Linked DNA regions of Mus musculus: region 2 is linked to region 1. A link is a loop called in an ENCODE intact Hi-C map of the cell type or tissue named here. Cell type or tissue: heart. All regions are shown on one strand.

Evidence for each region. A loop is a pair of places that touch in the nucleus more often than their neighbours do. Peaks named below come from ENCODE experiments on the same cell type or tissue, not always from the same donor. Only the 100,000 strongest peaks of a DNase experiment are listed, where the experiment ranks them.
Region 2: it touches region 1 in a loop (2.2-fold over the local background); 1 of 42 quality-filtered maps calls a loop at or near these places.

What each region holds. Positions count from the first base shown.
Region 1 is chr3:53,025,795-53,033,794 of GRCm38, forward strand. No RefSeq gene overlaps it. Among named protein-coding and RNA genes, the nearest start is that of Lhfp, 12 kb to the right of the region's middle. In heart, CTCF peaks have their summits at 3,427 (motif pointing right) and 7,822 (motif pointing right); no DNase peak of the experiment used is centred here.
Region 2 is chr3:53,139,379-53,147,378 of GRCm38, forward strand. The region is part of intron 2 of Lhfp (lipoma HMGIC fusion partner); the gene reads left to right. Among named protein-coding and RNA genes, the nearest start is that of C130075A20Rik, 51 kb to the left of the region's middle. In heart, no CTCF peak of the experiment used is centred here; a DNase peak (open chromatin) is centred at 3,313.

The sequences.
Region 1 (8,000 bases):
CGCTCTTTGCCTGCTTGCCCTCACACTTAACTTACTAATGTTAGAAACTACATTTCTGGGATTCCGGCATATTCCGAAGACCAGCTGAGACATCCAGCATCATGGGCTGAACAACTGCTAGACTCTCAGACTTCACTGGGAGACAGCCATTACTGAACTGGCTGGACCACAGCCTGTAAACCACTTTATAAATCCTCTTTTATACATAGATTAATTCTATCAGTTCTGTCCCTCTGAGAACTGAGACTAATACAGAAAACCACTAGTTAGCAAGCAAATTTCAAAGTATAACTTTTAAACGGTTTGTGTGTGTGTGTGTGGGGGGGGGGGGTGCTGGAGAGATGGCTCAACAATTAAGGGCATTAGCTGCTTTTCTGGAAGACTCAGGTTTGATTCTCCACACTCATGTGGCAGCTCTCAAGTCTCTGTAATCACAGACTTGTTGGATAAAGACTTAAAATCAGTGACCTTAAAAGCTCTCACCCTTGTTACACCTCTAGCTAAGGAACTATAGGCAGTTGATAGCTGCTGGGAGAAGGCCAGAACACAAGTGTGTGGCCCCTGGTAGGTCCACCATATGCCAGTGGAAGGCCACACGAAGGTTATAAAAGCACACTGGTTAAAGTAAGAAATCTACCAGTCAGGGCTGACAAGGTGCCCAGGACCTCCTGTTTCAACTGATGGAGTGCTGACCTTGTGTGGCGCCACACACAGTTCTCTTTGACTTGACCAAGTTCACCCTTTGTATTACATAAATATCTAGGTTCTTTGAAACTATGTAATATCCTGCATTTAGATACTCTCTAAATTATTTCCTTTAAGATTTGTGGGTCCCTGTTTTATTAACACCTTGTGGTCTGCTCCTGTATGCTCTTTAAATGCTCAGATGTGGTTGGGGTCAGCACATCCATGCTGATCCGTATGTCTGTTTGTTCTTAGTGTGTGCTGCTGTGGTGATATCCTAGGAAATCCAACTACGCTCCTGATCACCAACACACATCACTGATGTGCCCACACACAGAGGACACACATCAGTGGCCATTGTCACCTGTCCCTGTCCATACTCATAGGAATTAAAAAAAAAAGACTGGTTTTTAGACCTGAAAATGTCACGATTCTGAACAAGGAAGATAAGGAAGACATCTAGACTTTCCCTGTGTTTGGGACTCCTTTGTTTACCCTATAGCTGGGTATAATAGTTTGGGAAACTATTATAATTTGAGACTTCTAAGGAATTTAATATACTCATCTGCACTGAATTGTTTTTGCTAAAATATGTTTGAAAATTATATTTAAATTTGAGTAGAAAGAGAAATTGTTAAGGGGAGGAATTTTATATGTAATTAAACATGAATTTGTTCATGTTCAGTCTTTACTTTCCTTCTGCCATGACTCAATACCGCTGTGGATATGCAGGGATGGGGAAAGGAAAACTCAACAAAGACATTTCCATGGAACACAGAGGGATGGTAGAGGATTTTTCCTTACCAGGAAGAACTCGATGATGTCATGGTGAAGTCTGAGAATAAAGTCTCAAGTTTAACTTGTTTGTTTGTTTTTTTTTCTTTTGCTTCATTTTTCTACTCTCATTTTGTCATCAGCACTTGAATCCTCACATGAAGAAGTGAAATAACATAGATGTGTGAAATCCAGTATGCCCTTGGCAGTACAGGTCACCTCCAGTATAATCACTTCTGCTAGAACTCATGTGACATGTGACACATGACACAAGACCTGTGGCTGGAGCAGAACTCATGATGACATGTAAGAACCCCGTGGCTTGGCCCTCGGCTTCTTACTCCTGGCATGACGTCAGTCTGTTGGAATAAAACCCCTGAGTCTGTTTCCTCTTTGGTGGATGGAAAGAATCATTCCGCTTGCCAGATACCACTAACTGCAACTTAAATGAGAGATAGTGCCTGCCTGTCTTGAAAACACATGGACCTGTAACGTGTTTCTCAAAGGTGAGGCTTAACTAGTCCTTAGGACTCACAACATGGAGATGGACATAGAGAAAATAATAGTCCTGAAATAAAATCTACTTTGGAATATTTGCAAATTATGAGAGTTGCAAAGATAACATGGTGAGCCCCTTGACCCATGTTGGTGTCTTCTCATGTCAACTAAATTTAAATTTGAGTAGAAAGAAAAATTGTCAATCTTATATTCCTGTGGTAAATTTGTTCACACCAAGAAACTGACATTGGTATTTTATTAACTAATAACCAAACTTTCACCAAATGGACTCTTCCCTAGTTTTTGTTTTACTGTCCTTTCTAGCACAAAGATCCATTCAGGATGCTAAATTTGATCCTCATATTCCTTAACCAAACACCTTAAAGTTTCTTCTGCTGCAATGAAACTCCATGACCAAACGCCACTTGAAGAGAAAAGGGTTTATTTCATTCCCAGTTCTTAGAACAGATCACCATCAAAAGCAGTGAGGGCAGGCATTCAGTGCACGGCAGGAGACTGAAGGTCATAGAGGGATGCTGCTTACTGGTTTGCTCCCATGGTTTGCCCAGACTGCTTTCTTATAGAAGCCAGGACCACCAGCTGAGGGATGGCACCACCCATAATGGGCTAAGCCCTCCCTCATCAATCACTAATTAAGAAAATGCCCTACTGGCTTGTCCACCGTCTGATCTTATGGAGGCACTTTCTTTTTACTTTTAAGACTTATTTATTTTATGTATGTGAGTACACTGTTGCTGTCTTCAGACACACCAGAAGAGGGACCCATTACAGATGGTTTTGAGCCGCCATGTGATTGCTAGAAATTGAACCCAGGACCTCTGGAAGAGCAGTCAGTGCTTTTAATCGCTGAGCCATCTCTCTAGCCTGGAGGTATTTTCTTAAATGAGGTTCCTTCCTCTGTAATGATTCTAGCTTGTGTCAGGTTGGCATAAAACCAGTCAGCACAGCAAATTTCTCCGAATTTCCTTTTACTTTTCCTGGATTGACAGGTGCAGACTTTTGCATGTATTGCGTACACTGTCCCCAGGCTTCACCTTCTGGTGTGGTTAGCCTGGGTTTGGGCTCTCAGTATGGCAGCAAGGATACCTGGTATCTACAGAGCATCAGTGGGGATGTTCTCTTACTCACCCAGGTGAAGCCGTATCTGTCGACTTCCCCACTGCAGTTACATTGTTGCCCTTTCTATATACCAGTGTGGGTATGGTCACTCAGACAAGCCCACCTTCGAGGACCAGAGGATAAAGTTATACTCATGGAGAAGAGTAGAGAACGGATAGTAGTAGTGTTTGTGTGTTGGGGTGGAGGGATATACCTACGTATATTCATTGGAATATATCCAATATAGAAATATATATTTTTCTATCAGGGAAACTAGTAATTTTTAAGCCGTCAAATAATGGAAACAAAGTTGATGAGCTCCTTGAAGTACCAAACTATACCCCGGAGGCCCCAGCAGGTGTCGCTGTTGAGAGAGATTGAGTCTGTCTTTGGCTGAACACTGAAGTCCTTGATAGACCTGCAAAGTACCCTATCCATTACTCTTCCTCCAGGAAAGATTTCTCTTCTAAGTAAGGAAGAAAAAATAGCATTCACGTTCTCAAACCTGGTCGACATGAACTGGTGTATGTGAGCTTCTAGATCAGCTTCAAAGTTAGTACTGTTTCAGCACGCTTCCTCCTGCTTAGAGCTCAGACCTCTCTCTACTCGAGGTAGTAAACGGGGAGAAGAGGAGGATAAGGGCATAAAATAGATGCGATACTGAAATGACAAACTATTATGTGAAGCGTCACAGCTTCTGGTCTGAATGGCTTCTCTAAATATGTAGAGGTTCATTGAGCTTATGGTCTGATTCCTGGATTTGATTAATTTCAGTGTGTGACTTTTTTTTTTCAAGAATTGAAGATTATTGATATTTTTGCAAACTATTTTTTATCCGACCCAGTAATCATTTTCAAGAATAGTTATTAGAATTGAGAAAAATAGGGAAGTGGTATTGTGGTTTTGACCTAACGCCTTTTAGTAAGGACTCTGGAGATCATATGAATGTTTTCTGTGACCCAAAGGGCTTTTGCCTATCTAAATTACTCCAGTGACCACCTGGTCCTCAAGTTACAGAGGAGAATGCCTTAGGTGGCTGCTAGACTGGATTGACAAGATGGGCTCAGAGATAGTGCAGGAGGAGCAAAAGCCTCTTCAGCAGGCAAGCTTTCTCAAGCCTTCACACTGGGATTTCACGAATGCAGGGTAAACATTTATTCATATATATATATGAATATATGTATATGTATATATGTATATATGTACCATATAGATATACCAGATTATCAAAGACCAATTACAAGGAAATTTTTTCCTGATCATCATTTTAATATTGCAAACCCAACAATACATTAAAATTAAGATGCATTCTGATTATTTATGTGGTTGGAATTTATTATTTAGAGAAAGATCTCATATAGCCAGGCTTCCCTTGAACTTCTGTTTGCACTGGCCAACTGTCTTTATCTCCTTGGTCTGGGGTTACAGGCATGCACAATTATACCTGGTATTGGGAACCAAATTTTGGATTCTTCATAAACTCTGTAGAGTGAATCCTCTCCTTAAATGTGTCTCCCTTAAATCACGGCAGGCCAGTAAGATGACTCAGCTGGGAAAAGCACTCGCTTCCGACCTGACTGCCTGAGTTTGGTCCTAAGGAGCAACAGGAGAGAAGGAGAGATCTGACTCCTGTGAATTCTCCAATCTCCACCCATGGGTGGCATGACATGTTTCACATGCATACACACATATGCACACATAAAATCAATAAATACTATAATTTAATAAAATAAATAATGGAAAACAATACATTATTGGACCATCACCTAATTCTATATAGCAATGTATCTTATAAGGATAGATTAGATAGGTTTGGACATGTTACCAGATGATTCTAAGATAGTAAAAGTCTTATTAAATATTATTTATCACTTATTGAGTAATTACCATGTGCTGAAAATTTTCACATGCATTTTTTAGTTTTCAAAACAACACTATGAGTAAACGTTATTAAATAACTTACCTAAAAATCAGAGAGCCCGTGAGTGGATGCTATACCATCCTGCAAGATCAAATCTAGGCCAATCCAGTTGTGGGGGCAGGAATTCACTGTGCTGCCTTGGCTAGTCTACCTCTGACTGCAGTTACACTTTAACTTGGAAAATATTTGGCCAAAAAATATTTTTTATTAAAAAAATGTTGGTTTTATGTTTATGGCACCAGGTTGTGTTTTGGGACTTGATCTTAGTCAGAGCCTGGCAAATGAATCTTAGCTGAAATTTCTCAGAACAGTAGACAGAGCTTTTTTTTTTTTTAAATTAACTATTTTATTTTATTTTATTTTATTTTATTTTATGTATGAGTGTTTTGTCTGCATGTATGCATGTTCACCACAAGTGTGTGTGGTACCCAGGGAGGTCAGAAGAGGAGATTGGCTACACTGGAACTGGACTTAGTTACGGCTGTTTGTGAACCACCCTCTGGGTGCTGGGAACTGAACCTGGCTTCTTCAAAATAGCACCAAGTGCTCTTAACCACTAAGCCATTTCTCCAGCCTCAGTACGTGGTTTTAAATGTAGATTTGCATGTGCTGGGTGGTCTTTTAATGTACAAACTTGAATATGCTTAAGAATTCAGCTGAAACTGTCCAGCAGGGAAAAACAAACAAACAAACAAACAAAAGACAAACAGATGATCTGAAATAAGGACTTGAAAAAACTTTGAGAAAAAGACAATTTCCCTAGTTCTGAGTGGTTAGTACTATTACCACAATGTCATTATTATTATGGCCTTAAAAATAACCATGATGTTATTTCTGTGTCAGCAATGGAGGAATAAGGCAAGGAGGAAAAGTTTGTCTGTGACAAAAGGGCCTGTCACCTTGTCTTAAAGCAGATTCCCCCAAGCTGAAACATTCCCTGGGGCGAGGTAGAGTGAGGTGGGGGTGGGGAAGACTGGCGTCAACAGAATGTCACTTTGTCTAGGAGGGTAAAAGCCTTCAAGAGTCACAAGGCCACTCCCTTCCCAGCTATAGGAGGAGCAAACCACTTCAGGGGAAGAGATGCTGATCAAGCGACCTAACTGTAGTGATTCCTTGGCTCTGTAGAGCTGTCTGAGTTGTGCAGAGGGCCGGGTGGTGGTGGGTTACAGCCTTCGCGGTTTGTTAACTGTGTTGGGGTCTGCTCTTCAGTTGATGTACCTGTTTTTAAGTCACGGAGCTCCTGTAAACCCTTGCTCATACTCCTACACTAAAACCCATTGGTTTGCCAAGCTGGGCTTTGGTACAGTAGTTATTTGGTCTGCTTTGGTTCCCTTTCTGGGGTTTGTGGGTATGTGTGACAGCTCACCTGGGTCTCTCCTATGTTGTTGGACATTCAACGTTGTCTCCATATGGTTTTACCTGCATACTATGGCGAGAAATCTGCTACCAGCCTGATTGGCCATCAGCCTTGTCTGGCTCATTACACAGTCTAATTGCCCTGGACGCAATGGTGTTTGGGAGAGGGTCATTAGGAGATGAACAAATATGTGGGAAATACTTTTATAATCAGGGCTTTAAAAAAAGAAAAAGGCCAGAGAGCTCCCTTGTCTTCTCTGCCCTGTGCAGACACAGCAAATGAGTGATGGTGAGAGAGGAAGAAAAAGGAGGAAGAAAGGAAGAGGAGGAGGAAGAAGAGGAAGAGGAAAAGGAAGGAGAAGAAGATCATGATGATCAAGATGAAGCAGCAGCAGCTGCAACAGCAAGGGACCTCCTCCCCTCTGCCAGATAAGGTGAACTGGAGAAAGATAAGAGGACAGCTGTCAGTGAGCCCGGAAGCTAGCTTCAGCGGATACGGAGTCTTCTGAAGAACTCCACACCCACCACAACTATGAGGAAGACATTTGTGTTGTTAAGCCATCTCTGGGGTCCTTGGATTTTGTTTCTGCAGTCCAGTGGATCTCGGATTGCTGTCCCACTGTGCCTGGTGTGGGAAACAGGATAATCGGATGCCCCACTTTACAGTGTTACTTGTCCAAGGTCAGATAGCGATTTGGCAGCTAAATCAAGCCCAGAACTGGGTGTTCCTGCCTCCTAACTATGCTAAAATCTCACAAGTATCTTTTTTTGTGCCTCCTTTTTTTTTTCTTTACACTTAAAAATGCAAATGAGAGGGCATCACACAAGCAGCAGATGTTTGTGTCTCTTCCAGTTCACCAGATTCAAACTTGCTCTAATCTAGGTGATTCGGTCCCCTCCCTCAGCTGCACGCATGCTCAAATAAGACCCATGATGGTCTCAACACAGCAACTGGCATGAAAGAATGTAGCAATTTATCAGTAAGCATAATACGTGTAATTTCTGGTTAAGAATCATGACTCTGAAAGAAAAGCCCAGTGAGGTTGAAAACCAAACCCAACCAAAAACAAAAAATGAGGACCAAAATAAGAGTTCATTTGTAAGTCTGGTGTGGTGGCTCACACACTGAATCCCAGCATTCTAGAGGCAGAGGCAGGTGGATCTCCGGGTTCAAGACCATCCTGGTCTACACAGAGAGATCTGGGACAGCCAGGGCTACACAGAGAAACCCCATCGACCAAAGAATGAATGCATAATAGCAGAGAAGGCATTTGAGAACCTGTGGTTTCTTGGTATTTTCAACACTTCTGTACTAAGCCACACAATGCTCACAGGTTAAAGTGTTCTGAACAGAGAGGCGCTGGGAAGCTAGTCATTATTACCAGAAAAGTCAGTGTAGCTGCAGTCCACTACCTTCCTTCCTCCCTACAGGAAACACGATGGAAGATGTGCCCCCTTTGCTGCACTTTGGACACTAGGGGGCTTCTAGTATCAAGAAACAAGCACAGGACATTGCAGAAAATGCCCTACAATCCCAGTGCCTGCATTTATTCAAGCCCTCACCCCTAACGGAAACACAGGAAGGGCTTGACCATCTCTCCTCAGGCAAGTGATGGGACATGTTGGTTTGATTAGGTAAAGGCTCTGA
Region 2 (8,000 bases), 110 kb after region 1:
CAGTCATTATCTTTATTTTTATTGCACAGCTTGAGTGTACTGCATAGCAGAGGCATCCTCATTCCAGTGGGGGTGGAGTTGACTGTCCATTTTAGAGGGCTATTATTCTGCCCACCTGCCTGGTATGATTGGAAGTACCCAGATATAATACTGAGCTCTTAGGAAGACTTCCAGGAAAACCAGAGTTCATTAAATATGGAAGAGAATTAACAGTAACAAGAGAAAAGCCCTGAGCCAAATAAGGAAAATAAGAAATGGTGAATAAAGAAAAGATGTATCCTTAGCATTTGGCTTTCTTTGGCTTTGCTTTTCAGATAAATAAATAATCACAGCATCTTTAAGACTTTGTGATGCTATTGCTTTAATTGTTCATATTAGCAGCTCGAATAGCAATCGGAGTTGTGGTTTTATGGGAGCTGCTTGGCTACACAGCTAATTGCATGGCCACAGATGTAGCTGTTACTACAGACTTGTTCCCAGGACACTCCAGCAACCAATAGCTGTTGTACCCAGCACGATTGCTTCCCAGAGTGGAGATAGACTGTCCCTATTCTTTTCCTGTTGCTGTGATGAAATACCTCAATGGAGGAAGCTTTGAGAAGGATTTATTTTAACTCACGTTTCAAGGTGCAGTCCGTTGTGGCAAGGAGGGCAAGACTGCAGGGGCTGGAGGCAGCTGGTCCCACTGCATCTGCAACCAGAAAGCAGAGAAGAGTGGGAGCATGCTACAGCTTGGCTCTTCTCCATTCAATGCCTGCCCGCAATCATGATGAGTCTTCCCGAATCCATGAACATAAAGATGATCCGTTACGGGCAAGCCAGACACCCAGCTCTCAGGGTGACTCTAGGCTCTGTCAAGTTGGCAGCTAACCCCATCAAAGAGTTGCTCTTTCAATTTCCCTGTCTCAGGAAAAGTTAGGATTGTCCCTCTTTGGAACACGTCTTATAAGGCTTATTTGTGTCACTCAGTGTGAGTTTTTCCAGTCTTGAAAGAGCTTGAGATCTGTGGAGAGGGAGAAGAGAAGTAGAAGAAGGTAGACTCCATCACTCTCGGCTCCTCCTACTTTTCTTTGCTGTCATTGCCTGATGCTTCTTCTCTGAAGGTTTCCAGCCATGGTTGGAGAAACAGAAGCTTACAACTGATTTCAATGGCACTTGCTTTTAATTTCATCTCTACTGCCTTTTAGTGTTTATATGGACTATTGCTGTTATGGGTCTGTAAACTTCTCCGTGTCTGAATGTTGTATAGGAAACTCAGAATTGGTCATTCAGAAAGCTGCTGCACAGTTCTTCATTGCTTTGGTCTGTATGAAAGCAATGTGTACACTGACAGATCATGAAAACTGTTTTTGAGAAAAACACTGCTTCGTAAACTGTGAAGCATCTTGCTTGCCCTAGGGACACCTGACCTCCAGGCTAGTGCTGTATTAAAAAGTCTTCATGTAAGTTCTAGAAAGAGAGGAAGCTGTCAGCTTTGCAAAGGAATTCCCCCCAGGAACTTTATCTAAAAAATTGTAGCCCTACCTACACATGGCCAGGTTTTTAATAATAATCTTTGTGCAGTTTTGATGTGAGCACTAAACAACCACTTAATGAGATACCACAGAGCACTGTGCAACAGAGTCCAACAGGACTGACTAATTGCAAACAGGTCTGTTCTTCTTTTGGTTTTTCGAGACAGGGTTTCTTTGTGTAGACCTGGCTGTCCTGGAACTTACTTTGTAGACCAGGCTGGCCTCGAACTCAGAAATCTGCCTGCCTCAGCCTCTCAAGTGCTGGGATTAAAGGTGTGAGCCACGACGCCCAGCTTAAGCAGGTCTGTTCTAACAGGAGGCTTGAGATGCAAGCCTTTGATACTGTGTAGAAGTGGGACGCACACAGGAAGAAAAAGGAGCCACAGAAACCCTACACGTTTCTATTGATAGACCCTTTTTGTCCATACCTTCCAATTTCATGGTAAGGAGCATAGACTGCAAATTGTGCCTATAAACCCTCATTATAGCAGCTAAGAAGTGGGCATGGAGCCTAGTTACTTAGTGATAAGTAACTAAGAAGGCCTAAGATGAACCAGCACCATTTACTTTGTGGCCAGGAGCTGGGAAAACCAGCTTCCTGTTACACCTCAGGTAATGAGAGCCATGGTTTGGCTCTAGAAACTGAGTCTAAAGGGACAAATGCCAACATAAAGTATATTGCAGTCAGCTGCGTATTGTGTGATTAAAAAGGCACAGTCATGGCTTCCGTTTAGAGTCATGATTCTATTCATGTGACTAGGAAAGTTGGTCCTGTCTAAGGTCATCCCAAACAGAGAAGGCATGTAAAGGGTGGTTGGGGGAAAGGAACAGACTTCCTGGACAGAGGAGAGAAATCAACTTACCTGTTATCTACCCATCTTCAGAGTTGGCATCAGAAGTGCTAGGGTTAATACTTCATGGTTCCCACTAAACTGGCTTCTGAGATAAAAATAACTATAAATATTTATTCCTAATGGTTCTAGAGTCTGTGAAGTCCCAGTCTAAGTCCTATAGGGCACAGACTGGCAGAGCCCTGCTCCCACGGACTGTGCCTTCTTATAGCATTGGTATGTATTGGAAAGATAAATGAGCACCCTCGAGCTTTGCTTCCCAGGGTACTAACCCCACTTGTAGAAACCTTATGCTGATCGTCTGTCAAGTGACCTCACCTTTGTGAGAGAGATTCCAATACATGAAGCAGGAAGTGGGTGCACTCCACCGTTAGTGATGGATAAGATTGTTTAACTGAAATTTTCCCTCTTCTTCTCTAGAGTAAATAGCATAATCAATTAAGCAATGTATTTCTTTTAATGTCCCCTAAGGCCTGCCCCACACAGTAACCTGAAGGTAGTTTACCACACACAGTCCCTGATGTAATTCTGTGGGCCATCGAGACTACATCACTGTGGGTATTTGCTAACTGTTGTCACAATCTTTAAGGCATAGGAGCACATTCAGAGACAACATGATTAATCCATAAAACACTTCAGTGAGGTGCGTAGGTGTAAGGCCTTATTGTCGTTATCTTTCTTATTTCACAGTTGAATATATGAAAATGCAGGAAGGTGAAGTGCTTTGCTCAAGGTCCTTAGGGAGTCAATGGTGCAGTCAAAGAAAAATAGGGGCGCCCTGGGCCAGAAGCACCATCCTGTGCACTCAAGATGGGAGAATGTCCTTTTGTGCTCTTCCGTTTTCGATTTATTTGTTTTGTTTTGTATGTATGAGTGTTTGTGTGATTATGCGCACCACGTGCACGCCTTGTACACTCAGAGGTTAGAAGAGGGCATTGGATCCCCAGGGACTGGGGTTACAGATGCTTGTTAGCTACCACGTGGGCTTTGGGGATGGAATCCAGGTCCTCTGCAGGAGCAGCCGGTGCTCTTAACTGGAGAATGGTCTCACAGATTTTGAGGACTAAGAATGTAATCCTTCTCCACTGCTCTTTTGAATAGTGTGAGAGGAGCCGAGCACTGCCTGTTTGGCTGTTGACCCGTTTGTCACTTTTAACAGTGTGCACAAAGCTGCCTCCTGGAGTAGACTCTTGTGTTTGTGACAGTCTCCAAACCTCCAGTATTATACTCATTTGAGAAGCAGCTCACATTTCCTATACTAACGAGCTCTCAATTTCTACTCCATGAAGTTGAGCTTTGACATAGCATCAAGAAGCAGTGCCTAAAAAGACAGCAGAATTGTCCTCTAGTCTCTGACACCTGCTCATTAAGCACAATCAAATGAGTTAAGGACATTCACACAATTTTTGTAGACTTTTAATAATAAACAAAAGCATGACTTCTGGCTGTTATTTAGGGTCAGCCCTCATTTGGAATGATGAAGGCTGGGTAGTCCAGCAGGGATCAACACTGTTCCCTCTTGACATCAGTTTCCTTGGTATGCTAGTACTTTCTTTTATTCTCTCAAAGGGGCTCAAGGTGGCCCCTGCTTTTCATGCTGGGAGATTGTGCTTTCTCTCTGTAGTGACAGACTGCAATGCCTCTCTTATCTTGGCAACTCTGTATCTGGAAAGAATCAAGATACCCTGACCGCAGTTGGCAGTAATACTCAGTAAACCTCTTGGGATGATACAGTTTATACCGATATCCCAGAACCCATCAATGGCTGGCAATCGCCTCTGTCTGCCTCTGAGATGTCTGTTGACACTACCTGAGATGGGCTTGTATATCTCCCTCCCATTTAAACACAATAGAACAGGATTGAAATGCATTTAGCTGATCTGATCTATACTGTTGACAGCAAAAGCTCTACCCTCTCTTTAGAGCAACTGTTTTTGCCTCAGGTAGCTGTGCTGTGGGAACAAAAAGCACTCCAGCAGGTGGAAATTCCCTACCCAAATGGAGGCTGTCAATAGTGTTTATTGAGCGCTCCACCAGGTAGAGTGGAGTGATGTAAAGACATGGAATTCTTGCACTTAACACCCAGGAACAGCCCATCCCCACACGGCAATGAACGCTTCCAGTCTCACTAAGAGAATGAGACCTGGAGAGATGGTACCAGGCATTGACAACATCATGTAGGTAAGGAACGGTCAGCCAGACTTAGTTCCAGACCTGGGTGACTCAGCTGTCTTTGAAGCCTTGAGCTGATCACTTATCCCTGAGTGCAGGTTTTCTTCTCAGCAAAACAGGAAGAGCAATAGGTTGTTGCAAGGATTAGACATATTGGAGTGTATGTCACGTAGCCTAGTACTTAGCAGAGGATCAGGAAATGCCAGTCATCCTCATCACCACCACCACCATCATCACTGCCACCACATCAACCACCATCATCATAATGGCTATCATTTTAACAATAAGTTAATTCTGATCACCAGCCCAGGTGTTGAATGTAAATGCTATGAACCATCAGAGTCAAATCCTTTCATCGCAATTTCTAGATTGTAAGAATTGAATTCATTCATAGTTTCTTTTATTTCCATTTTGGTTCCTTCTCCTAAAAATGTCCTCCTTTTCATAGCTACGCCCAAGTTGGCTAGTTCTTGTTTATGCTGTAGTAGAAGGAAGGAATGTGTAAGCATTTGACATTTCAAGGTTCTTTATAGAAAAGGCACCAAGGAAACTCCCTTAATCTGTTTTCTATTCTAATCTTGCATTTATCTGAAATCTAGTAAGCAGCAAAATGAGTTTTTTTTTTTTTTTCTTTTAATCTTCTTCCTATTTCACCCTACTGACCTGCGGTGTCAGCGGCGAGCTGGGCAATGACTGCGGGTTGGCTGTGAGATGGGAAAAGGAGAGATTCCTGTTGCATCCTTTCAGAACTAACTATAGAATACCTTAAAAAAAATGCCTGAACCTTATTCGCTGAATCTGACTTACAAATGAACTTTCTGGAAGGTATTAAAAATCCCCAGAGGCATTGTTGGAGAATAGTGATGTTGATGCTGAAGATTGTGGGATGCACCTAAAATGTCCCCGTCTGCGTTTTGTATGCGACATAATCTTTCTCGATGATTTATCATCCTTCGTATTTTGCTTAATCTGATATCAAACGTGGTTTGTATTCCTGTAGCGCTCACTGACAAATGAGAGGAGGGTGAGCCCAGAACACACACACACAAGGGATGAGCACATTTCGGGAATAGGAAATGGGCCATGAGGAAGGCCAGAGATTTCTAAATGGATAACTGTGCCTCGTCTGCAGACGAGAGAGGCCGCGGTTGGTCATCTGTTTGCCACTGTAAATATCAGTAAGTCCCTCTGGCTAAACAAGGGAAGGGAGAATGTCCATCAGTCATTGTGAAGGTAATGGCAGTGGAAGGCAGTCAGATGTGTGACTCCCTCCAGGAGGGGCTGTGAGAGACCCTCTACACATAATGAAAGACAACCCTGCTAGTTGTGAATGTTGATTAGGTCCAGCCTGAAAAAAACCCAGGATTTAAAACTCCCACAATTGAATCTAATCTCCTGATTGAATTCTTATTTCTCTTAAAGGAAGTCTGCATTGATAAAATAGGGACTCCAAAGGAAACATACATCATCGTGTGTGTGACGGGAGAGGGAACAGGGGTAGGGGGGCAGGAGGGGTCTTTGTTGTCTATCCATACTTGATTTCTGTGGTAGCATCAATACTGCTTAGAAATGGGGATTCAACGAAGAAATTATTTTTCTGACCAGACAGATTTCCTCTGACTAAATTTTCTAACAATTTAAGCAAAACAAGAGACACCTGATAGAAATTGTAGTTTATAACAAGTATGTAAGAGTTGAAGCCTGTGTGTCCGTGGTGGAACCACACTGTGTTCACCACTAAGAGGGGAGCACTCCCTGGGTCCACACAAAGAATGTGTGAATTAGGCACTGAGAGTCCCTGCTGGCTGTCCAAGTGCTTAGGAGGCAACATATGAACCTGCGGCTTAAGGAGGCTTGGATTGGCAAAAAGAAAGAGGCTTGTGGGCATAAAGCCATATCTCAGATGGAATTCTATAATTAATAAGTATAGAGAAATAGCATCCTAGAAAAACCAATTTTTGTATTGGTCTTCCTCCTAATGGATGTTTTTAGATTAAAAAAAAAACCAACAAAATAACAACAACAACAACAACAACAACAACAAAAAAAACAAAAAACCCTAATCATTTAACTAAAAATGTCAGTGATATTTCTTGTGACCCAGTCAGTAATCTGAAAGGTAAGGATTAAGCTATCTTAAACACCTGAAATCTGCCAGAGGGAAAGCTAGACGCAGTCCGTCTTGTGTCTCTCCCTTCCTAATGCAAGATCCGAGGATGTGCTGGGTGAATATTTTGGCCCATTCCCAGATCTTGGTCAATAGCTATTTACATTGGTGTCTCTATCTTCTTTCTCTGCTCATCGATTTTTGATGCTTCTATAAACTCTTAAATTGGGTCCACTTGGATTCCAAAACCAGGGAGGAAAACTGCATCAGTTTCCATCTTTAAAAAAATAAAAATAAAGGAAATGGAATCTATACCACGACTTTACCATGATATCATCAAACGCTATTGTCTGGGGAAGAATTGGATGATGTGTTTAAAAAAAAAAAAGTAACCAGGAAGACAGGGCTTTGGACTCTCTCTCTCTCTTTCTCTCTCTCTCTCTCTCTCTCTCTCTCTCTCTGTGTGTGTGTGTGTGTGTGTGTGTGTGTGTGTGTGTGTGTGTGTATGTGTGTGTGAAACGTTTTAATGTTAGACTGGAGTTAGGGACACAGAAAGGCTTCGTTTTCTGGTTGAGCTGCAAAGTCACAGTAACTGGAGCAGTGTCTCAGTTCTTTGCATCAAACACAATTCCCTAAGGGAAAACCAGGCAAGCAAGGATGCTCACTGAGGGCTTAAGAACTGAGACATGGCAGAGATTAGGCCACAGAAATCCTTCCACCTTTTAGTGGATGTTCAAATAAGTCTCTTGGGTAACATAACTATTTTTCAGATTTAAGTGTCATTCAGTAAACTCTGTTCATTTTTAAAATATGAATACATGTTCATAATATGAACATTTGAAAACAAAAGTTATAACTATAAAATAAAATGCAGTAATAATTCAAGATATGGGATTACTCCATATAATGCATACATATAAAAATCTGTCATCTATCTGCCTATTATATATTAATATGCACATAGAAATATCTATTGGGTCTCCATTACATATATGAACTGTCTCATGTAACTTTAGAGCTGAGAAGTCTCACGGGACCTTATGTGCAAGTTGGAGACCTAAGAAGATGAGTATAGTTCTAGTAAAAGTCGACTTCTCTCAGGAGCCTGAGAACTAGGGGAGTATGAGTGTTTGCATATGCTCCGCCCAGTGGGTGGCACCATTAGAAGGTGTGGCCCTGTTGGAGTAGGTGTGGCCTTGTTGGAGTAGGCGTGTCTCTGTGGGCATGGGCTTTAAGACTCATCCTTGCTGCCTGGAAGCCAGTATTCTACTAGTAGCCTTCAGATGAAGTTGTAGAAATTCTTAGCTCCTCCTGCACCATGCCTGCCTGGATGCTGCCATGTTCCCGTCTTGATGA